Regions from separate parts of the Mus musculus genome. Here all the other regions are linked to region 1. A link is a loop called in an ENCODE intact Hi-C map of the cell type or tissue named here. Cell type or tissue: heart. All regions are shown on one strand.

Region 1 (8,000 bases):
ACAGCAAAATGCTTGATGGGTAAGGAGGAGGACTTGTATGTGATATCAGCACCCATGTAAAGGGTGTGTAGGGAGCATGCTTGTAATCTCAGTCCTGGGGAGGCAGAACAGAAGATCCTAGGACTTACCCACTGTAGCTGGATCACTGATCTCCAGGTTCAGTAAGAGACTCTGACTCAAAAAACAACTGCGTCACAAAAGAATAAGCTATCTGACCTCCACATGCATGTATACACACATGCACACACTGTACATACACATAGCCCCTAAAAACACATGGAAACAAAATATACCTCTGACCCTTTGGGTGGAAAGAGTAGTGAGAAGTATTATGCCCTCGTTGGATGAGAGAAAGAGAACCAAGCCCTAGAGGACCAGCTTTCAGAAAACTTAAGTTATTTCTTGAAATCCAGGTCTTTGTGATCTGCATGGTGGCTCACTCTGCCTTGAGCCTCTTACTGAAGCAGTGTCCATCAGCCTTCCTCATGCCGTGACTCTTAAATACAGTTTCAGATGTTGCCATGACCTCCAACCGTAAAACTATTTTCAATGCTACTTCATGACTGTAATTTTGCTACTGTTATGGATCATAATGTAAATTTTTTTAAGATTGAGGCTTGCCAAAGGAGTCAAAGCCCACAGGTTAGGAACCAATGTATTAAAAGAAGAGAGAACTGGTTCCCGTGTCTCACATTCACTTAATGGAAAGGTGTTGGCGATACTTCAAATGGTCCTCTGAGAGATGAAACACTGAGAGTGAACTCTCCGTTTCTAGTTCCGGGGAGAGGTACCATCACTTAAAGCATCAACTAAAACTTTCAAGTGCAGAGTAAGCTGTACTTAAAAAAAAATAAATGTGAATGCGAGCCTACTTATGTACTTTTGCTCACACAAAAGCGTACTTCTCTAGTTTATTCTGGAGCAAAATATAAATGACCACAGCCTGGGAGCATAGATTTAGATAACCCCCCAAATCATGTTCCAACATGGTAGCAGGTTATAGGAACAGAAAAAAAAATATTGCTGCTCAAAAGGTTAGAATTTGGAAAAAAAAGACAAAACTAAAGTTAATGCATTTTATAGTTCATATCTTCAGATATGAGTGTAGTTCTTGCCTCTCACAATTGAAGCTGCTTTCTACAGACGACAGAGGCTCCTACACAAGCCCACAACTGATTGAAATGCAGAGAACAGCTGACTGTGGGGTGTCTCACCCCAGTTTGTACATGTACATGACCACCCCTCTGCCTTGGCCTTAGCAGAATAGGACACAGAGCGACTATAAGAGCCCGAGGACCAGGGGGAACACTGGTGTCTTTTAGAAAGCTACAGCCATGACATCTCAATCTGGCAGCCTAAACAGTGGTAGCCACTGGCATGCCAACAGGATATTTGCACGGGATTCCTCCCGGTTGGTGATTTCCCTGTATGTGTTTTATCACTCATTGAGTTTTCTTCTTTCTGATTGGATTATAACATTTTATTAGTCTTAATAATCTATGTCTTGAGTAGAAAGACTTAGCTTTTATTTACTATGATGGTGACAAGATATTTCATCCCTAGATGAAGAGCTGCAGGGAAGACTGAGGGAAGAGTCAAGCCAAGCCGAGCCACTTAATGCATTATCCAATCCCAAGTGCTCAGCCTTAAATACATACATTTAAGCAACACAAAATGGACTCAGCAGGCTGTACTTTATATATACATATGCATGCATATATATGTATATATGTATATGTATATATATATATATATGTGCAACAGTTATTAAAGAAGAGGTGATGAATTTGTGGAGGAGTAGGGAAGCATAAGAGAAGCTGGAGGAGAAGAGGAAAGGGGTAGAAATGATGTTAAGAAAGTATATGAGTATGAATTTTTAAAATTAAACTAAAAACAATACGACACAAAATTTCAGCATTAATTAATTCATCAAGGAAAACACATAAAACACAGTCTTGAGGACTTTTAATAATGTAATTACAGAATGTATAAATACATGTAAAGGCTATTTAAAGAGAAATTGAAGATCTTTGTTATCTACCATCGTGGTGGGAGTGTTTTACATCTGACTGAGTGTGTGTGTGTGTGTGTGTGTGTGTGTGTGTGTGTGTGTGTCCACCCAAGATCAAAACAAATCTGAATCCATCAAGTTGTCCCCTGACTTCCACGGGCATGCCATAGCATGAGCTTCCTCCATGCATGAAATAAACAAATGTAAGAAAATTAAAAAGGAAAGAGATCAAGGATGACATCGTCCTCCGTTCTAGGAGCTCCTGGTGTCATTGTGTCCACAACATAAAATCCAACCATCGAGTGTTCTTTGGGGGATCAATGAAAGCATTGGCTGTCCTGTTGGTCAGGGAAATCTGCTGGTGAAACCCAAATCTACTTTTTATGTGCCTGTTCTTGGGTCTTGGCTAACATATAAAAAACTTTAATGAAACCAATACATCTATAACTTCCTTAAGTAGAAAACAGCAAGAAGAAGGCAACGTCTATATCCAGCAGATGAGTTAGATTTCAGCAGTTACATGCAAGCACACAGAGGGAGGTTTGGGGCTGGAACTACCTTCTACAGACTTAGTGTACAGAGCCCCACAGCCACTGGGTTAGCGCTTTTGAAATCTCAGTGACCAGATGGGTTTTGGCATCTGGAACAACATGCAAATTTTTCTTCCCATTTCATCCCTCCCAGGGACAAGCCCATTTGCCTGGCTTTTAGGTCTGCGGTACCGTGCATGCTGGGACTGGCTCCTGGAAGAGACAGAGAGATGGTCTTCTCCATCTCAAACTTCTGCCGTTTCCTGAGCACTTGGGAGTCCCTTCAGGTTCTCGCTGCTTCTCTTTACCATGTTCATCACTCCCCACAGATGCTCGGCTTGGGGAGAAGAGAGTGCAGTTGCAGAGCCTGCTTCCTGTTAATTCTTCTATCCCAGAACAGTTTGGAAACAGATGTCATGGCTTAAATATAATAATAAAGTAAAAACAATTATATCCAGATAACTGGAGCCAAGTGAGAATGGCTTTTCGGAGAGAATTTCTGGTTTTCTTTTTATCGACTGGGTATCTCAGCTTAACGAAATGATATTGGAAGGAGGATTTGCGCAGCTATTTTATCTGAACATGTGGATCAGGGTTCTGCTGACATAGCTCTTGAACCGCAGATTTCAGCGACAGTGATCTCTAGACATAATAGTTGTAAGCTGAAGATGTGTCATGTGGGTGATCAGAGAGTGCCTCTAGGTCACAAATGCCTGTGGCACCTCATGCTCAGAATATTCAGTTAGATCCAGAAGTGTATTTAAGGAATTGCTGGGGCTGAAAGGTGGCTCAGTGGTTAAGAGAGGTAGCTGAACCTCCAGAGGACATGAGTTCCTCCCCCCCCCCCTGCTCCCCTGGCATCGAAGTCAGGTGACTCCCAACTGCCTGAGGCACCAGGGAATCCAATGTCCTCTTCTGACCTCTGAGGGCATTTGCACACAAGTGCATGCCCCCACCTCATGCATGCACACACAGGCAGACATGTGCATGTGTGCACAACAATGTATACATCTTAAAAATACGTTTTTAGAATTCTTTCCACTAGTTCGGCATCGTTTTGAGAGAGCAGACCGCTGTCCCCGTTTTAATTTTAGCCACAGCATGAAGTTCTTAGTGAGTAATAAATTAGTAAACAGCTGCATGCGTGGTGAGAAATCAGGTTAAGGAGTGTGCAGTTTGGAAGGAGTCGGAGCTGTAATGAAGACATCTATGTGTGTTCGAAAGACCAGAATAAAGAAGGCAGGGTCCGGGAGGCAACTCTTCTCTGAGGGTTTGTTTCTGGTTAACCAGCCTGGTGGGCACAGCCACTAGATACACTGAGATCACTGTCCCAAAGGCATCAACATCAACAAATAAAGCCAAAGGAAAATAACATTCCCTCAAAGGGAACAAGCTCTTCAGGCCCAGAGTCCATTATGATGTCTAGATGGAGTAACAGTTGCTTCGAGTAAGTCACCCATCCCACATTAGCTGACCGGAGAGCTACATCTTTTCAAATTTTAATTAAAAGTGTGAAAATATATCTTGGACTCTCAGGAATGTCGACTTTCAGAAGTGGCTACTCCACTTTCAGAGTAGCAAGGGAACGAAGGAGATAATTCCTTAAGTGATGAAAATCTTTTGGCTATTTCAAAACAAAACAAAGCAACTAAAAGCACTAGAGAGACGCCCCCCCCCTCCCCACAAACTCTTTAATTTGCAGAGCTTCTTAACAGATCTCAAGAGACAACTCTTGTTCCTGGGGTTGGCCTCCAATGTGTAACTTTTAAATGTCAAAAGGCACTTGGGTTATCCAATTCTAATGCAGGGCCAGTCCCGATTCTGGAGGCTAGGACAGACAAATAAAAATTCTCCCAGCACGTTTTGGTAGTGATGTTTTTCAGCTGTAGCACGGCACAGGGGTGAGAGTGAAAACCAGGTGAAGTAGAAAGAGATCCGGGAACAGATGGCCTGTGTTTTTAACTTTTTCTGGGTCTCCACTCTCTTGGCCACCTACCGCTCCGTCGTTCTCCCAAGGATTGGCACAAGTTCCATCTGCTACTCCATTTAAATCCTTAAACGAGAAGCTGCCCGTTATTTGTCCTGGCTTTGAGAACTCGCTTTGCTTTTGCACCTTTACAACCAACATCTGGATGCACCGCAAACATCCAGAAAAGCTTTGGGTTTTCAAAGTCCCAGAAACACGCCCTCTGCGCACAGCTCCTTGTGAGAAGACAGACCCCTGGTGGCCAATGACTGGAACTACACCCCAGGTTTGTTGTGTGATTCTCCTCTCAGGGTTTAGTTTGGGCCTTTCCTGCCCCTGTTCCTTCCGTGCTTTCTGGGTCCAAATTGCTGTTGAAGGTGGACATGATGCAGCTGTGTGGAAGTGACTCTTAAGTTCAAGTCAAAAGACTTCCAGAACAGTTACATCAGCTCTGTGAACGCTCTGAGTCACAAGGTCTCTGAAGTTGGCCAGAGCAACACGCTTAACAGTTGTTTAAGTTACTAAAATCTCTTGACCAAGTTTTGGGAAAGCGCTTGATCTCCACCTTGAAAACGCCTTTACTTCCTCTGTCGCAACAATACGCTTCTACTTTCTTTGGTGGAATGAAGACGAAGTGTCAACAGTGTGAACTCTTTTGACACTACAGAAACGATCATTTGGATCATCGAAGTGTGGCCCTAGCCTGGGTATAACCCTGTACCACAGCCAAGCATGGTTCTGAAAACCGAATGCTCCAAGGAAGTATGTATATACCTGAAAGAAACCGGAAAGTCCCCACCTCCACGAACATTCTGTAGACATTCACTCTCCGGCAAGGACAGAACACACAAATGCTTGCTGTTGCCATTCTACCTGTAAATGAGGAGCAAAGACATGCATCCCAACAACACGTGTCTGCCATCAGGTCAAAGTATCCGCTGAAGTGACACACTGGGGCTGAAGATTCGCCAGTCTCCTCCCCTGCTGTGCCAGAAGGTCTGGCATAACCAGCATGGATGAATCTCTTGTGGTACAATTAATTATAGGATCTAGTTGTAGGTACAATCTGTGCGTTTGTTTTACGCTCACTACAGTGCCTGTGGTGTCACGTCACACAGCCTCATCTTCTTGCTTGTGCTTTTGGGGAACACAACATCCTTGTTGTAGCAAGAGGAAGCCAGGTAACCATGCTTAAGTCTAACATAGGTCTCCCATCTTCATGTAACACACACACACACACACACACACACACACACACACACACACACACAGGGAGGGTAATGTAAATCCAGGATCTAACAGGTCAATGATTTTGTACTCCCCCAGAAAGAATGGGAAGAGATTTTAAAAAGCCCTTCTTTGTTACAAGAAAAGCAAGTTAGTTTAAACGGTCCAGTGAAATAATGGATTTGTTTTACTTTTCTTGTTGCTCTGACAAAAGCAACCGAAAACAACACAAGAAAGGGGTTATCGTGTGGCTCTTGGTTGGAGAGAATGCAGTCCATCGCGGAGCTGAATCATGGCACCGTGGGTGTGAATAGCTGCTCACTCTGTCCTCGGGTAGGAAGCAGGCAGAGATGACTCTCTCTAGGAAGCAGGTGTCGATGAACTCCAGTGAGGGTTTATTCGCTTTCTTTATTCAGCATAAAACTCTAAAGATTCCAGAAGGAAATGTCAGGAAAAATCTTCATGATTTGGGTTGAGGCAAAAAGTGAGAAATGATTCCAAGATCATGGTCCACAAAACCAAAGTAAGATTTTATTTATTTATTTTTAGTGAAAAGTATTGTTCTGCTAAAGTTCTGCCAAAAGAATTGAGCTGGTTGGTTACAGCTATCAACTTGACACAATCTAGCACTCGCCTGGAAAGAGATTGTCCAGATATGGTTGACCTATGTTGGTTTGGTATGATTTCCTCAATTGATGGGGGAAGAACCTGTAACTTTATTTTTTTCAAACCTATTGTTAATGATGGTGCTCAAACGCTTTAACCTCCCTTATAGCTCACCACCCACCAGAGGTAGTGGGGAAGAAAGGATATGGGGGAAGTGGACCTGTTTAGAAGGGCTCTTTGGAGCAACTCCTGTCTGTGTTGTCTGGAAATCGGCAGTTCAGTTCACAGGTTAGCAGACCGGTAGCTCAATCCACTAGCAAACACCTCACAGATACACCAGCAGCCAAGTTCGTTAGAGTCAGGATAGCAAACACTGGATAGCAAATGGTGGCACTACCTAGCAGAGACAGCCAGGCCTCAGCCTTGACTTGAGTCAGCAGGAGGGAGCAGGAGATACCAGGAGACCAGGAGAAGTTCTTGGCTGTGCCTCTCTCAGGGAAGCAAAGATCAGCAAAGAAGCGAGTTGCACAACTAGCTCTGTAAGCAGGTCAAGCTCACCTTCCTCCATCACTGCCCACTGAGTCCTATTTATACTCTCTAAATATCACGGGTCCTCCACAGGTCTTGCCTCAGCACGTGGCTTGCCTCGGCTGACATCATTCTGCCAACCAGCCTGAGTCCTTGGAAGCAGCAAGAAACTGCAGCACACCACCAAAAGTTTCTCAGCTCTATCAGAAGTTCTTTGGTGCGTTTCTCAGCTAAATGTTCCTTCATGTGTTTGCCCCAGCAAAACACCATCCGTCCAACTTTCCAAAGAACCACTTCAAGATCCTGCCTACTGTGGGTGGTAACATTCCTTAGGCAGAAGGGCTAGTGAACATTCCCTAGGCAGGAGGTCTAGAGTGAAGAGATCTAGCCAAGAATAGGCAAGCAAGAAGCATGAGAGAGCCTTGCTCTTTGCTCCTGATTGTGGGTGGACATGGCTGGCTCTTTCAAATTCCTGCTGCTTTGACTTCTCTGCTACTGTGGCACTGTGAACTAAATAAACCCTTCCTCCCCTAAAAGCTGCTTTTTGTCATCATGGCTTATCACTAAAACAGAAAGGAAACTCAGATAGAAACCAAAGTACAAGCCGGAGGCTGGGAGAAAATATTGTCAAATCTCATGCATAGCTGAGCGTTTTGTATCTAGAATTGATAATGAACTCTTGAAAACTGACAGTTTCAATGAAATCGAATGAACCGATTTTAAAAATAGATAAAAAGACTTGACCGGTCACTCGGTCAGAGAAGATAGAAAGCAAAAGAAAAGATGCTTGGTGTCGTTAACCATTTGGGCACCACACAGTTAATCATTATAAAACTAAAACCTACCAAAATGTCTAAACTATGAGGCTGGAGAGATCCCAGGGTGGTAAGAGTACTTGCTGTTCTTCCAGAGGACCCAGTTTTGGTTCCTAGCATCCATGACAGCAGCTCACAACTGCCTGTACCTTCTGCTTCAGGGGCGTCTGATGCCCTCTTCTGGCCTCCACTGGTACTACATCATGCCTACACAGATACATACACAAAAATAACTGAAGGAATGGCCAACTGGTGACCAGCCCATTTTGAGACCCATCACATGGAAAGGCAGGCACCAATCCCTCACACTATTAACT
Region 2 (8,000 bases), 180 kb before region 1:
ATATGTATTAAATCAGCACTGGTGAATTCATATTAAATGTGTGTGAGGGCTATGGTATACTGACGTGGTCCGTTCCTGCGGATGAAAGGCTCCGCATTTAATCCCACGCAGGGCAAGAGGAAGGCAAGAATCAGTTGTTACATAGGCTGGACAAAAAAATCTCAAGATTTGAAAATTCCGAGGATATAGGATTAGTCTATTTGTATTGTTCTGGGTTGGGCCTGGGCCGCAAAAGACTCACAGAGCCTTGTTTTAAAACCTCTGGGCCGGACAAATTCTGAACTTCAGAATTTGGGGATCTGGGAGTGGTCACATGGTATGGGCATGGCGTGTTACAATCCACAGTGTAGTCAGATGTAGCAGACTGTGCCCAAGTGTGGGCACATTTTTAAAGATGTGGAATCAAGGTGTTTTCTCCCTAGACTGTAGGAGGAAAATCCGTGTGTGTTGTGTCAGTTCAAGTCAAGATTTACCACCATATGAGCGGAGCTCATGTAAAGTGTTCTCGGCTGAGTGAGGAAGAAAGAAGGAATGAACTGTGGAAAACACACCAGGAGCTGTGGACTCTGTACAGACTGGTCGGTCCAAGCTAATACAGGAGCCATGGTGGGCAGCCTGTATTAGGTCACATGACCTGAGGTTTCACAGGCCCTTGGTTCAGTTCCTCCCACATCTGCTCATCTTCCTATTAGGAGACTGTTTTGTTGTTTTCTTTATTTAACAAAAGATTTATCCTATTTGTGTGTGTGTGTGTGTGTGTGTGCGTGCGCGCGCGCGCGCGCGCGCGCGGGCACATGTATGCTTTGTGTGTGTGTGCACCCATGGAATCCAGAACTGGGCCTCACATTCCCTGGAGCTGAAACTACAGGCATCTGTGAGCCTTGGGATCTGGGTGCTAGCATCCAAACTACAGTCATCTGACAGAACAGCGATAGCAAGCTGTCTTAATGACTACCTTACCCCTTCAGCTCTTACTGGGAGATTTCTGGTGAGAACACATTGGTACACTTTCCCCTCTGACAGCATTCAGTAGTACTCTGTCACACACACCCTCCTTCCTGTGAGTCAGGGAAGCAGGCCTGAGGTTTTAGGAGGGGCAAAGGAGCATGTACTCTGGGAATAAGCTGGCCCAGCCTCTCAGAAGGAGTATAGTACTCCACAGCAAGAACTCACAGTATTGCTAGAACACTAGCTATGTGGGACCACCCCCTGGGGCTTTGTAAAATTCTAATTGCGAGTGAGTCCTAGGAATGACAAACATTTTCTCAGATGATAAACCAAGTCTCAGCCAGGAATCTCAGGGAATGGGGGATTTAAAAAATCAGCTCTGATGGTTGGTGCTTGTAATCCTGGTACTTGCGAAGCCGAGGTGGAAAGTTGCTGTGAGCTCAAGGCTAAGCCCTGGCTGAGTAGTGATTTCCAGGGCAGCATGTGTTCAAAAAAAAAAAAAAGCTCCCAAACACCTTAAATAATCCAACGATCCCAAGCATCTTGTCCAAGAAGCTGGGAGACAGCTTTGGTGGCCCCTCTACCCTCCTCTGGTCATTGCTAGATCCCTATCCTTGCCATGCTGTGTTCAGAGAGACCATGAGGGGTGTGCTGCAGACCCCACACAGCTTTCCAGCAATGAAATGTCCTCAGGTATTTCAGCATGGAATTCCCTCTGCAAGGGATCGTTGTGTAGAAGGAAGCCTCACGCTCAATGTTATCTTCACTGTCTCCTGTTTTATTCCTTCAGATGTATGATAGCTTTAAGTTCCGTCCCACAAAAAATACTTATGCCACCATCCAAGAGTAGGCTTTTCAGGGACATTTGCAAACTGGATGCACTGAGCAACTGCTTCTTTCGGACTTTCTCTCAGGATCCCAGGGACCTCAGAAGGCGCCTCGGTTTGAGAAGCACGGACTTTATGTGTTCTTCTAATACTTCATCCTTTGCCCTTCAAGGTGGACCCCGGGTACTGTGTTGACCATTGTCTGCTTCATCTATATCTCTGAACTAGGTCAAATAGATACAGATCATGACTGCTGTAGAAAGGGGTTTGGAGGAACCCCATAACAATTATCTTTTAAACTTTTGGTTTGTTTGTTTGGAAACTGAAGCCTCTCACTGTTAAAGGGCTTTCTTAAGATGATAGACCATCCTTGAACTCGACTAGTCATATAGAATGCACAGGAGCACACAGAGCATTCTGCACCCACTAACTACCTTTCTCTCCTTCCATGTGACCTGAGCGGATCAGGTCAAGTTGTGCAATCTCTACAAACTGAGGCAAATACATCTCCAACTTCTTTGAGCTGCTGGGGTTCCTTTAAACACTGTATACTCAGTTAAAAATACTCTTACTAGTTGCTTGGCTTTGGGTTCGGGTCAAGTATCCTGCCTCCATGTGTGTCTGGTGTAGCCCTTCTTAGAGATGCGGAACAGAAGGAGGAGGACGTGTTGTGATTGGGTTGTAGCTCACCGGTAGCTTGCCTAGCATGAAGGACGCTCTGAGTTCAGTCCCCAGGATCATACAAAGTGGTCACAGTGGTACGTGCTTAGGATCCTGTCACTTGCAAGGTAGAGAAGAGAGGATCAGAGGTTCCAGGCTATTCATTCTCTGCTGTGGAGGGAGGTGAGGTCAGGCTTGGAAACATGAGACCATGTTAGGAAGGAAAGAAGGAAGAAAGGAAGGGAGAGTGGAAGGGAAGGTGGGAGAGATGGCTCAGTGGTTAAGATTAGTGTTTATAATTTTCACAGAGGACCAGGTTCAGTTCCCATGGAGGAGCTGGAGTCTGTAACTCTAGGTCCAGGGGACAGATGCCTCTTCTGACCCTTGTGGGCACTCTGAGCACGTGATGCATGCACATACACTCGGGTGTGCGTATATACACACACACACACACACACACACGCTATTTTTAATATGAAAGGAAGAAAGGAAAGGAGAAAAAAGGAAAAAAGAAAAGAAAGAGAGAAAGAGAGGAAGGAAGGAAAAAAGGAAGGAAGGAAGGAAAGAAGGAAGGAAGGAAGGAAGGAAGGAAGGAAGGAAGGAAGGAAGGACAAAGGAAGAAAAAAGGAAAAAGAAAACCAGGGCTCATAGGAATGGAATGTTCAATAATTATTATAGGAAACACTATTCTACAGTATTTTGAAATCTTAATTTCAAAGCTGTCTTCCTACCTGCTTTTCTTTGACTGGTTAACGACAGGACCCATGTAAGTTAGATTATAGGAAAATCATTATTTTTCTCTTACTTTAAGCCTATATGACAATGAAATAGTTCCATAGTATTTGACAGAAGAAGATAGTTGAACTTTGGATTCAACGTTTTAATACCAGCCTGCTTGGGATGAACAGATTGAGAGAGAACTGGGCCCTATTTAGATCTCTCATGATATCTTTTAAAGATGAAAAAAACAGCCTAGGAGATAAAAAAGAAAAAAACAAAAACAAAAACAATTACTTATTTTAGATTTAAGATGTTTAAGAGCCTGTGGAAAACCCAGTTGCCTTTTGCCTCTCAGTAATGTTTTCGGCAGGCACGGAAGTCTGTATCCCTTTGCAGCTTTCCTTAATGACAAAGGAGCCCTGTGCAGGACCGGGAAGGACATTAACCTCCGCTCACCCTCAGCCATAGCCTGTGATCATGATGTACCAAGTCTGCCTGCGAGCACCGACAAACGCAATTAACTCTCGGAGAGTTTGTCAGACATCTGGACCTTTGGCACCCACAACCAAAACATCTGGACATTTGTTTGAGTTCTCTCCTTGTTTTCCAAGTTTTGATACAGTGTCCCAGTCATCACTGGGACCCAGCACTTCCTATGGCGCTAAGCCAGGCTAATGGCTTCCCCTGCATCTGCCTGCTTCACCATCACCAGATCCAATTAATCCTTGGCCAACGATGAATCCTTTCACACAGAACAGTGCTTAGGATTGGCATCGAACCCAGATGCCCGAGAGCAAGCCTTGGGCTCCTCACAGAGTCTCATGTTGCTCAAACAGCCACAGAGAGTCAGGGTGATACGGAGTGTCTAGTTGGTATGATGTTACACCATTGAAAGAAAGAGTGTCCAACATCAAAGTTCACAAAACCATTCAATGATGTCACCATTGTTAGCCAGGCTGGTGGAATACCATTCTGTCCATTACTGGTTGTTGATGTAGAAGTGTTCAACTTCAGCTGATGGTTGTTTACCTCAAGTTTTCCATGTCAGAAATTAACAAAAAAGAAAAGCTAAAAAAAAAAATACTTGTATCTGCTTTGTCAGGTAAAATAATTTTAACGATGAACTGCCTGTGGTGGCGTACACATGCAATCCCGCCTCTCAGGGACTGAAGGAGGAGGATCACAGGTTCAAGGCCAGCCTGAACTACATGCTATTAAAAATTAAGTAACGAAATCAAAGAAACCAAAATTTCAAATAAAGCTTGGTACCTGGGTCAACGATGAGAAACTTTGAACTCTTTCCTTAGTCTGGGTTTCAGTTTTAGCTCTGTAACCTTGAGCAATCTGCACACGGCTTTAAGCCTCAGTGTCTTCACCTTCAGGACATCAGAAATACTCATCAGCTTCGTTTCTCTTTGTCAAAAGGCTGCATCAAATGATGGTGGGATTCAGCTTGGCAGAGCGTGGGCTCGAGACTACCACTTAACGGCTGCCGTCCAAATATTTGCCACAACCTAAGTTAGCAGGCGAAGGACCTGGAAGTTAATCCGCCAGAGGCTTACTCCTGCCAGGGAGGACCAGAGGAGGTCAGAGAAACCCCTTTGGCTTTCATCATTTCTCCTTGTTTAAGTCTCTTCATAGTTCAAGAAGGAAGCAGCTTCCAGGCCTCTATTACTACTGCCCCCTGCTGGCTGGGGAGGGAAAGACTGGAGGCCCGAGATGAAGCACAAGTTGCCTCCTCTGGGCCTCTCTTCTCATGCTTCTCTTTGCCAGGTCCTCGGGTTTCTTTAAATATTAAAGCCAAATAGGCTCCTATAAAAAGACGTGAGGGCATGAATACCATCATTGCCTCTTCAGTACTGTAAAATTTTATGGTTATGTAGGAACTCAATATTAAAATAAAAAGCCACAAGGAAATTCCTCTGGATAAATAATTAGTTGTACTCGGAGACAGATAGAAGGGGCAATGAATTTCTCTCTTCTCTCTTCTCTCTTCTCTCTCTCTCTCTCTCTCTCTCTCTCTCTCTCTCCCTCCCTCCCTCCCTCCCTCCCTCCCTCCCTCCCTCCCTCTCTTTCTCTGACTTTTCAGCATAGACAGATGGTTTACGCATCTTCAGCATCCAGGGCTTTTGGGGAAGCGTTATATAACCTCAGAGCAGTCACCAAATGAAATAAGAAATTCCTCGTTTGGCAGACAGAGCTCGAGTATAGAGTTCATAAACTTTAAGAAGGCTCCCAAGTCCAAAATCAGAGACAACCTGCTCCAAGTCAGCTCCCATTTGCACTTAATTAGGGAGTGTGTTTTGGAGGTCAGTGAAAACCAGTGGAGTATGTTTTCATAATAACTTTCCTCACAATAAAATTATTTAGGAGGCAGCTGTCCAACTTTTTCTGGAATGAGGGCAAGAAAAATGAGGACACAGAGTGAAGTTATTGGATACCTTATCTGGAACTGCCCAAAGCGTTGTCTGGGATCCAAAGAACACACAGTACCTTCTGGATTAGGGGAGAGGAGCCAAGTGCTTTTATAGTCTCAACAATTTTCTTAACTGTGCAATTTTGCTTTATTGCTAACAAGTAAGTGAAGCAGTTTTGAGGATTTCAGATACTGGAGAACAAAAGCCGGCCTGGAGCTGTAACCGTGTCATTCTTCCTGAAGGAAAGCAGGAAGGGCTTGGATTGAGGACAACCCAAGAGTCAGGTTTGGAGAAAGCAGTCAATAGTGAGACTTAGGAATGGTCGCTGTGTGCACCTGAGCTACTCAGAGAGAACACAGAGTGTGGGGCACACTGGGCATCGGTGCCTCTGAGGACAGAGTTTTACATGGTGTTGTCCTTGCTCAGAGCTCTAGAGAATAGAAGAAATCTGAAGGCACACATTCCCTAACATTTTAGGTAAACAAATCCTAACAATATTTTAAGTTCTTTGTACCTATTTAAAATTGTTTATTTTTCCATAGGTTTTGATCACATTTCACCTCCTTGATTCCTCCCAGATCTTCCCCACCTTCATACCCACCAACTTCATGTTCTCTCTCTCTCTCTCTCTCTCTCTCTCTCTCTCTCTCTCTCTCTCTCTCAAATGACAAGAACAGAAATGAAAAAATGTAAATCAAACCAAACAAAAACCCAGTAATATTTAAAAAATGCCAAAATGAAACACACACACACACACACACACACACACACACACACACACATCACCACCACCACCACCACCACCACCACCACCACCACCACCACCATGTCTGGTTTGTGTTGTGTTGGTCACTCCTCTTGGCCCCAAAGCCAGCCCTGGAGTGTGGTTGATATACCCAATGACACTCCATTGGAGAAAACGGATTTTCCTCTTTCCCAGAAGGTAGCAATGGCAAATAACATCTTGGGTAGTGGTGGAACCCTGTGTCCACTTCCCCCTCTCAGTTCTGGACTCATCTGGCTTAGACCTGTGCGTGCTGCCACAGCCCTTATGAGCTCATATGTGCCTCAGTCCTATTGTGTCAGCCACCACGTCTGGCTCTTATAGTCTTTCCTCCCCTCTTCTACACAGTTCCCTGAAGCTCGAGGGCAGGGCTCTAATGAAGACATTCCATTTAAGATCATGTGCTCCAAAGGCCCTTACTCCCTGCATAGTGCCCAGTTGCAGATCCCTGTGCTAACAGTCTTCTAGTGCAAGAAGAAGCTTTTCTGATGGAATCGAGCAATGCTCTGAGCTGTGGGCATAGCAGTAGGAGTCATTTTATTGCTGTATTCCATAGCCGACTTTTCACTAGGCCCATGGCCCAGATAGTTTCAGCCTCTTGGACATTTTAACAGTCTCAGGGGAGGCTTCTGTCTCATAGGATAGACCTTAAAGCCATTTTTACTTTTTAAAAAAAGTATTATTTTAGCAGCCTGGGCTGCACAATAATGCTAGATCAATCAACCTGGGCTATATTGGAAACCTACTTCAAAAAGGGAATGCCGAAAAATGAAAATAGAGAAAAAGACATGAATGTAGTGGTGTGAGTTAAATGCTTCGGAGGTGTGATCAGCAGGATCAGGAATTTTAAGAGCAGCCTCTGCTATATAGCAAATTGAAGGTCATCCTGGGCTACATGAAATGACTCTACCTTCATCACTGACCACCCAACAAGAATATCTTTTTAGATATTTCTAAATTCCATTTGGTTTTTGTCACTCCCATTAATTCAGATAGACTCATAGCTACCAACTATGGAAACTGAGATGTGTTTATTATCCGAGGAAACTAGAGATTTCTACATGTCAAAACAACCTCTATCCTTTTCTCGAAGACTTCTTTAACTGTCTTACATGCATGTACACACACACACATGGACACACACACACACACACACACACACGGACACACACACGGACACGGACAGAGGAGAGAGAGGGAGAGAGAGAAATAAGATCAGTTATATTATGCTGTGGTGTACGTTCTATGATAGATTGTTATGATGTGAAGTCTTGAAGCTTCTAAATTGGAGCCTATGTCAAGCTGCTTGCATGCCCTAGGTGACTGTCAGGTACCCGTGACAAGTGTGGTATGGCGGATGCCTCAGAACGGGCATGCTGTTTCTCTTTAGCCTCTTGGCTTCCTGGTGTTGACAACAGAATCGGTCACCCTTTGTTTCCAAGGCATGGCAGATCATTCAGATCTTGACCTTGACACATTATCTGTATGTAGGTCACCCTAAGCTTGATACAGCTGGCACTTGGGATACCCGTCAAAGTTATCTGGTTTTATATGCTAACTTTGTGAAGTTTGGCCATTTCAGGCTCCCAGCTGCTAAGACATCCCTGATGCTCCCTGCACCCTGGTGTCAATGTCCTTGTAGAT
Region 3 (8,000 bases), 520 kb before region 1:
AGTACCTCTGATGTAATGACATCATTAGGTATGACTTCCCACAAGTCCCTGCACAGGTGAGTGCCCAAAGGAGCTCCTGGGAATTTGTTCTTTACTTTCTAGGATTCTTGGAACGAGGTTCTCATTGGAGATGTGGAACTGAAACGGGTGATGGCTTGTACCCGGTAAGACCCTTTCCTGTCATGGTGGTGGGGGATGGGGTGGGGTTGGGGTGGGAGTGAGGGCGAGGGTGATGGCAGGCCCTCTCTGCTTTGTTCCCCGTGCAATGCTTTGTGTGTGTGTGTGTCTAGGTGCCTTTTAACAACAGTGGATCCAGACACTGGCATCTCGGACAGGAAGGAGCCTCTGGAAACACTGAAGAGGTAGAACCAGGCGTGTGGGGTCTCATCCAGGGGTCTGGGCGTCTGAGGAGCCATGTTTATTAACATTTGTAAGGGGAAACAGTGGAAATAGTACACCCATGCAGAATGGGAGCTTTAGGGAGTCCTGGCCACTAGGCAGTTGGTATGTACAGAAAAGATAATTATGCCCAGGGTTCCATACTGCCTATAATTTGCTGTTCCCACCGGGGGGGGGGGTCTTGGAAGGTATCTCCAGAGGGTAATGGGGGTAAGGTGGGATAGGGACTCCCATAAGGCACTGTGGGAAATGTCACTATGTGAGGCAAAATTCCCCAGAGGAGCAGGTTTGGGGACACACGACAGCTCTTATTTGTATCTATATGCCATCAGAGCAGTGGAGGATCTGGTCTTTTTATCTTCCATGGAATGGAGGAGACACAGCAAAGTGAAAGACAGGCAGGCTGGACAGTGGGAAGAGACCCAGCAATTGCAGTGTTGTTACTGTCAGCAAGTCTCCTTAGGCCAGGCCCTCAATCTGTTCTGGTTTTAGGTTCTAGGGATTGAATCCAGGACCTCATGATGCTTGGCAAGCTTCTACCCTAAGCTCTGTCTCCAGCCATCATTTTTACTTATTTCTTCTTCTTTTTCTTCTTCTTCTTCTTCTTCTTCTTCTTCTTCTTCTTCTTCTTCTTCTTCTTCTTCTTCTTCTTCTTCTCCTTCTCCTTCTCCTTCTCCTTCTCCTTCTCCTTCTCCTTCTCCCTCTCCCTCTCCCTCTCCCTCTCCCTCTCCCTCTCCCTCTCCCTCTCCCTCTCCCTCTCCCTCTCCCTCTCCCTCTCCCCCTCTGTGTGTGTGTGTGTGTGTGTGTGTGTGTGTAGCTTGTATGTGTATGGTCCCCACATAGGCCAGAAGAGGGCATCAGATCCCCTGGAGCTATAGTTGTATTTTGTTTTTGTTTTTGTTTTTTTGGTTTTACGAGACAGAGTTTCTCTGTATAGCCCTGGCTGTCCTGGAACTCACTTTGTAGACCAGGCTGGCCCTGAACTCAGAAATCCTCCTGCCTCTGCTTCCCAAGTGCTGGGATTAAAGGAGTGCGCCGCCGCCACCACCGGCCGGAGCTATAGTTGTAGACAGTTGTGAGTCGCCTCGTGGAAGCCAGGAACGTAACTCGGTCGGATCTCTGCCAGAGCAGCAAGTGCTCTAAAGCAGCCATTACTTTTTGTTTTGAGGCAGGGTTCCCCTAGGACGTTCAGGTTGGCTTTGAACTTGGTAAGCCTTGAACTTCTGATTCTCCTGTCTCAGTCTCCTGGGTAGCTTGGACTATATATATCACTAGACATGGCTCTGATCCTCATAAAATAGGAGATGAGGAAAACTTAGATGAGTCTACGTGTAGGTCAGATAAAAGACTCAGGAGCTGGCTGTCACCTTTGATCTCTCCCTCACACACTGCGGGATCTCAGACTTCCTTTCTCTCTAGTCTTGAAAGGCTCACACAGTTGCAGACCCATCTCTTCCTCAAAGCACTCTGGGTACTGCGGCTGGTTCTCTGCGCTGTCAGAGCCCCTCCCTTGGGAGGCTATGTTTGTAGAAAGAGTAATGGACCCAAAACACAGAGTAAGGGCAGGAAGCGGCAGCGTGGGGGTGATCACAGCGTGGGAGTGATCACAGGGGCCTGTACTCACCTCCTGATCTTCTGCAGGCTTCTCTAAGCCCAGCAGTCGGGCCCTAATTGCTTCTAATAACCAGGGAGACAGTGCTACCGGCCTAGGTGTCTTCTCCTATCTCTCCCTGAGATTTAAAGTGCCACGGACATAGTGATTTACGCCCTTCCCGGGACAGGTGGTCATAAATCGAGTAGGAGAGTTCCGGGTGCACGGGTATAAACCACATGAGCACGCAGCCCTCCGGCGGCAACTTGCTGATGTCCGGGAGATGGCGCTGCTTTGCACTGACTGTGCTAGGCAGGGCAGCTGAGCTCTCACCCACCTGCCTGACCGACTGTACCCAGCGGGGCAAGCGAGACAAAGCGGTAGAGGATTAGTCCAGCGAAGGACTGATGCTGGATAGGCTAAGAGCGTTCTGTCACCGAGTTCTGTCCTAGCATGCTTGGGATCTTGAGGTTTCAGGGGGTTTTGTTTTGTTTTGTTTTATGTAAAGATCTATTTATTTAATATTTTTATGTGTATGGGTATTGCCTGAACGCATATATACGCACACCACACGCATGCCTGGTGTTACGGATCCCCCACACCACCACATGCATGCCTGGTGTTACGGATCCCCCCGGAACTGCAGTTACAGACAGTTGGGACCTTCCATGGCGTGCTGTGAATTGAACCTGGGTTTCCTGGAAGAGCAGCTATTGCTCTTAAATGCTGAACCGTTTCTCTAGCCCCTGCTTTTTTGTGGGTTTTTTTTTTTTTTGGTTTGATTGTTTGTTGTTTTGTTTTCTTTTTTGTAAGAGGATTTCACATAGCTGGAATAAAGCAACTTGTATCATTTTTCAATAGGTGACCAGGTCCTGACCACAGGCCCCAGCAAACAAGCCCCTCCACATCTTGCTGTATCTATTTGACACTTGAGAGTAAGAGAAGTCAGAAGAACTTTCTATTCCCCCACTTCCCTTTGCTTTGGCCCCCACTTGCTCCTGCCAATAGGGGCTTTTTGGTTTGTTTGTTTGTTTGTTTGTCTCTCATTATAGGTGGTTGTGAGCCACCATGTGGTTGCTGGGATTTGAACTCATGACCTCCAGGAAAAGCAGTCAGTGCTCTTAACCACTGCTCTCACCAGCCCCCAGAACTTTCTATTCTTAAGGCTAGCTGCTTTCAGTGACACTTAACCCAACCCCATTGGTAGCCCAGAGTGGGGACAGTGTCCATGTGTCAACCCTTTGGGAGCTGCCACATGATGCCTAACTCAGAACCCAGCCCTGAAGGTGGACAGTGAGGCCTCCGAAGAGAGGTGGACCTAAGGCTGCCCATCGCTCTGGGATCTCCACATGGGGAGTGGCTAGGGACCTTGCCTGTGGTCAAGCCAGGTCACTGGTGTGAGCACAGAAGGCAGTGTGACTCACACCTGCTCCTCACTCGTGTACAGCACTTTACAATGGACTCGGCTCACACCATCATGTAAGGATGGAGACGTCTGGCAGGAGGAAGAGTTGTTTGTTGATGGTTGTTTTCAGTGCTGGGAGGAAACCCAGAGGCTCAAACATGTGTGCTGTACCCCTGAGCTACAATGTCCAGTCCAGGGACCTCTGTTTAGGATAAATAACATCTCTTAGGGACTCTTACTGATCAGAGTAATTGCATTTTTAGATGCACCAAAATGAAATACATGAGTCTTTTTGGGGGGGGTGGGGGTGGAAATGTAATTTATTGCTCAGTATGGTGGCAGCTACTTGGAGGCTGAGGCCAGAGGACTGGCACAATTTGAGGTTATCCTGGTCTACATAGTTAAGTTCCAGGTCATTCTGAGCTACAAAGTGATACATTATCTCAAATTCTAATTTAATATGTTCTTTGACAACCTCACACATCTATGTAATTATGGTGCTATATCTCAAGGTCTTGAGTGCTAGCCTAGAACACATAAGGACCTCCATCTGATCCCCAGCACCTCCTAAGCTGGCCAGTGTCACACAGGCCTGCATATGCAAAAGATATGCTGATATGCGGATATCTGTATCTCTATTTGATATCAATATATTTGTATAGATATATAGATATAGATGTAGATATAGATACAGACATAGATATTAGAGATAGATAGATAGAGATAGAGACAGAGATAGATAGATAGATAGCTAGATAGAGAGAGAGAGAGAAAGAGAGAGAGAGAGAGAGAGAGAGAGAGAGAGAGAGAGAGAGAGAGAGAGAGAAGATTCATTCATCAGACTACTGATAGAAAGGTTTGGTACACACCTCTTGTAATACCTAGTTATGTCCACCAGAGGCCGCTCTTGACCTCACTTGGTCTCTCTCACCTGACACTTAGGAACTGTCCAGGATAATGATAATGTGATTGGTTGTATCTCTGGATTCTTACCAGGCTTGGGGAAGAGGGTTGCCTAGGAATATGTAGATATGAAGTGTGGTATCATTCTTGCTAGCGGATGAGATAACTTTGAGCTCCTGATCTTCCTTCTGGGCTCTGATACCAGACTAGCATTTAGAGATGGGATTTGGGGCACAAAGGTTTTGCCTCTGAGACGCAAATGTAGAGCAAGGATGTCACACATTCCTATTAAGGCTTGTAAAAAAGGGCTAGCCTATTGTGGGAAGTGCTTGATGCATATGCAAATGTGTAAGAGGTGCATGGAGTCCCTGAGAGAGGTAGACTCCTCAGCCCAAAAGTGCAGAGCCTGGGAATAAGACATGCCAAGCCACATAAACAAATGCTCTCTCCCTCCCACCCCATGCCCAAGTGTCTCTTCCATCACGTGGCAACCAAGAGAGAGAGAAGTAAGAAGAGATACCTGAATTCATGGGTCCAAGGCTACTGCAGGCTATGCCATCTGGAAACACTCTATGCAAGCTGAGATAGCCCAGATTAGCAGCTTTATCCATCCATCGATTGATAGATTGATCCATCCATCCATCCATCTGTCCATCCATCCATCCATCCATCTGTCCATCTATCCATCCTTCTGTCCATCTGTCCATCTATCCATCCATTCATCCATCTATCCACTCCTTTCTTGAATAGCTGCAATGTGCCGGGCTTCAGGGCTACATTAGGAAGCCTAGTACACATAAGGACCTCCATCTGATCCCCAGCACCTCCTAAGCTGGCCATTGTCACACAGGCCTGATATTCCAGCAGGAGAGGATCAGAGTTCTAAGTCATCAGAGCCTCAGTTAGCCCCTTACCCACCTGGACCACATGAGATCTTGCCCCAAATCTACTTCCTCAACAGAAAATTTAGATCTCTGTTGGTTGTGGTAGCACAACTGGAAAGAGATGCTGAAGAGGCAGAGATAGGAAGATCAATAGGTCAAGGATAGCCTAGATTGTACCTTTTGACCCTGAACATTTGGGATCTTGTTTGAGTCTCTATTCTCATCAGACATTTATGTTTTGAAGAGTAGGTAGTGCCAAGTTTTTACAAGGTAATATTTTAAAGGTAAAGTAGGAAAAATTATTAATTTCAATAATAATGTTGAGGTCAGCTTAAGTGAGAAACTAAAAGAAACTTTCCTGGTGGAAAGGTGCTGTGGGCAGGGTCTTACCATGACATTTCCAGGCTGTGTGTAAGAACACTCCATGGCTTCTTGAGTTTTCTGCCTGGCAGAGGTACGTATCCCTCCTCCACACACCCCCTCCACACCCTCCTGTAAGGTCTTGCTATGTAGCCAGGTTGACCTTAAACTTGATATCCTCCAACTTCGGTCTCCTGAGTGCTGGGATGACCACATCTAGCTCACACTGTCTTTAAGGGTCTCACCAACACTCAGCCATCCAACAAGCAGTGTGAGCCAGAGGTGGCTGACAAAGCCCAGAACTGGGTGTAAGTGGATAAAGGGAACTGGACACACTTTGACTTCCCCAGGTCATTCTGTCCCATAGAACAGACAGACATGTGACCTGAACCTATAGGACAACACATGACAAGAACAGAGAAGTTAAAAAACCAGGAACTTGCTGCTTCCTTATGGGATTATGGGCTTCTTCCATGGAGCACGTCACATTTGAGCAGAGCCTAGAGAGAAAGGTGGGATTCTGTTTCCTGGGGACGAGGAGGAGGGATAGGGATGAGGGATGGTTATGGGGGAGGAGGGATGGCTATATGGGAGGAGGGATGGCTAAAGGAGTCAGCAAGCCAGATAAAGCACAGTAGGTCATCCTGCAGTGTTACATGGGCACAGCATGTCTCAGGAGAGAAAAGTTTAAGAAAGCTGTCTGGGGCTGGGTACAGAGCTTTGCACACCATGTGGTAGAGCTGCGGTGTTATTCTTTCTTTCTTTCTTTCTTTCTTTCTTTCTTTCTTTCTTTCTTTCTTTTTTAAAGAATTATTTATTTATTTTATGTACATGAGTACATTGCAGCTGTCTTCAGACACACCAGAATGTAACGGCATTGGATCCCATTACAGATGGTTGTGAGCCACCACGTGGTTGCTGGGAATTGAACTCAGACCTCTGGAAGATCAGTCAATGCTCTTAAAGCACCGAGCCATCTCTCCCAGCCCCTGCGGTGTTATTCTTTATGCACGGGGCAGCCAGAGAGGCGTTCTTAGTTAAAGAATAATAAGGTCCAAATGAAGTCAAGGCAGCATGGGGCTGAAGAAATGGCTCAGTGGTTAAAAGCAGAGCTGCTCTTCCAGAGAACCAGGGTTCAGTTCCCAAGACCCATTGTGGACACCCATAACCACCTGGAACTCCAGCTTCAGGAGAGCTCTTTTCTGGCACCCTCAGCCCCTGCACACATGTGCTTATGCAAATGCAGGGAGAAACTCAGATGTTGGAGTAAAAACAAGCAAACCCTTTTCTTAAAAAGACAAACATAGAATAGTGTCCACAATAAGTTGATGTGGGGACGGGGATGAAAAATAAAGAGAGCTGGCTAAGAAATAATGCAACTTCTCACGTACGTCTGCCGCGTCGGCAGCAACGCTGGAACAATGCGGGTGAGAGAAGGGAGCAAATCAGAAGATAGCCTCCAAGGGCCCCTGCTCTGGCTGACCATGGGCCGGGAAGGGAGAGATGCAGTGGAGGGGCCGAGAGTCTGTCTGTGACCTTGGACTAGGTGACACTGTGGAGGAATTGTGAGAGAAAAGGAAAATTCCAGGCATGTCTGGTGAGAGCAGCAAGTCAGATAGGATCCCATTATACATACTTACATACTCCGGCATATGGGATTTTTTTTTTTTTAATTTTAAGTTTTTCTTAAATTTTAAGCTTATTTGTTTTTTTTTTTTTTGTCAGTTTGTTTACTGTTCCTGAGTGTTTTGCCTGCTTCTAGTCTTCTGTGTGCCACGTGTATACAGTCATAGCAGAGCCAGAGGAAGGAATTGGAGCAGATATGACCCAAGTGTTACAAGCAGTTATGAGCCTTCTGGTGTGGGTGCTAGGAACCCAACCCTAGTCCTCTGGAAGAGCAGCCAGTGCTCATAACCACTAAGCCATCCCTCCAGTCCCAAGTACCTATTTCTTAATGTTGGGAAAAGGAATGTCACTGTAGGGAAAAGTCGAGATGATGTAGCTTTTGGCCATTCTTGGTGCCTCCAACTGGCCTGTTACTCTCTGCCCCACCCCCCATCCCCGAGGGTGCAGGTCCATTAGAGCTGATTGGAACTCTGCTCTAGGCACCACCCACCTGGCTGGGTGAATACCTGCTTCAGCCCTGACAAAGCCACGTGGGGTCCAAGTTCTTCCTGTCCTTGTGACTCATCGGGATCTTTTCCTGTTGCAGCTACCGCCTGTGTGACCCTTCCGAGCAAGCACTATATGGAAAGTTACCCATCTTTGGACAATACTTCGCTCTGGAAAATCCAGGGACAATCAGAGTGGGAGACCCTGTGTACCTCCTGGGCCAGTGATGGGAACTGTTCGTTCTGGAAGAACAGATGGCTCTTAAAAAAAAACTTTTACAAACAGACATCGCTTGAAACAGTTCTTCAGCCTGTTCTTTGGATCGGCCAGTTCCAAGTTTCTCTTC

What was found. Peaks named below come from ENCODE experiments on the same cell type or tissue, not always from the same donor. Only the 100,000 strongest peaks of a DNase experiment are listed, where the experiment ranks them.
Region 2: it touches region 1 in a loop (2.5-fold over the local background); 10 of 42 quality-filtered maps call a loop at or near these places.
Region 3: it touches region 1 in a loop (4-fold over the local background); 9 of 42 quality-filtered maps call a loop at or near these places.

What each region holds. Positions count from the first base shown.
Region 1 is chr1:184,263,044-184,271,043 of GRCm38, reverse strand. No RefSeq gene overlaps it. Among named protein-coding and RNA genes, the nearest start is that of Gm34177, 62 kb to the left of the region's middle. In heart, a CTCF peak has its summit at 7,867 (motif pointing left); a DNase peak (open chromatin) is centred at 4,833.
Region 2 is chr1:184,444,941-184,452,940 of GRCm38, reverse strand. No RefSeq gene overlaps it. Among named protein-coding and RNA genes, the nearest start is that of Gm34229, 17 kb to the right of the region's middle. In heart, no CTCF peak of the experiment used is centred here; DNase peaks (open chromatin) are centred at 3,700, 4,840 and 5,480; H3K27me3 peaks cover 276 bases.
Region 3 is chr1:184,787,596-184,795,595 of GRCm38, reverse strand. It overlaps Mtarc1 (mitochondrial amidoxime reducing component 1), which reads left to right. Exons shown (of 7, transcript NM_001290273.1): 5 at 103-164; 6 at 291-362; 7 at 7,755-8,000. The coding sequence ends at 7,881. Among named protein-coding and RNA genes, the nearest start is that of Gm51725, 10 kb to the right of the region's middle. In heart, CTCF peaks have their summits at 2,271 (motif pointing right) and 4,299 (motif pointing right); a DNase peak (open chromatin) is centred at 2,283; H3K4me3 peaks cover 289 bases; H3K27ac peaks cover 508 bases.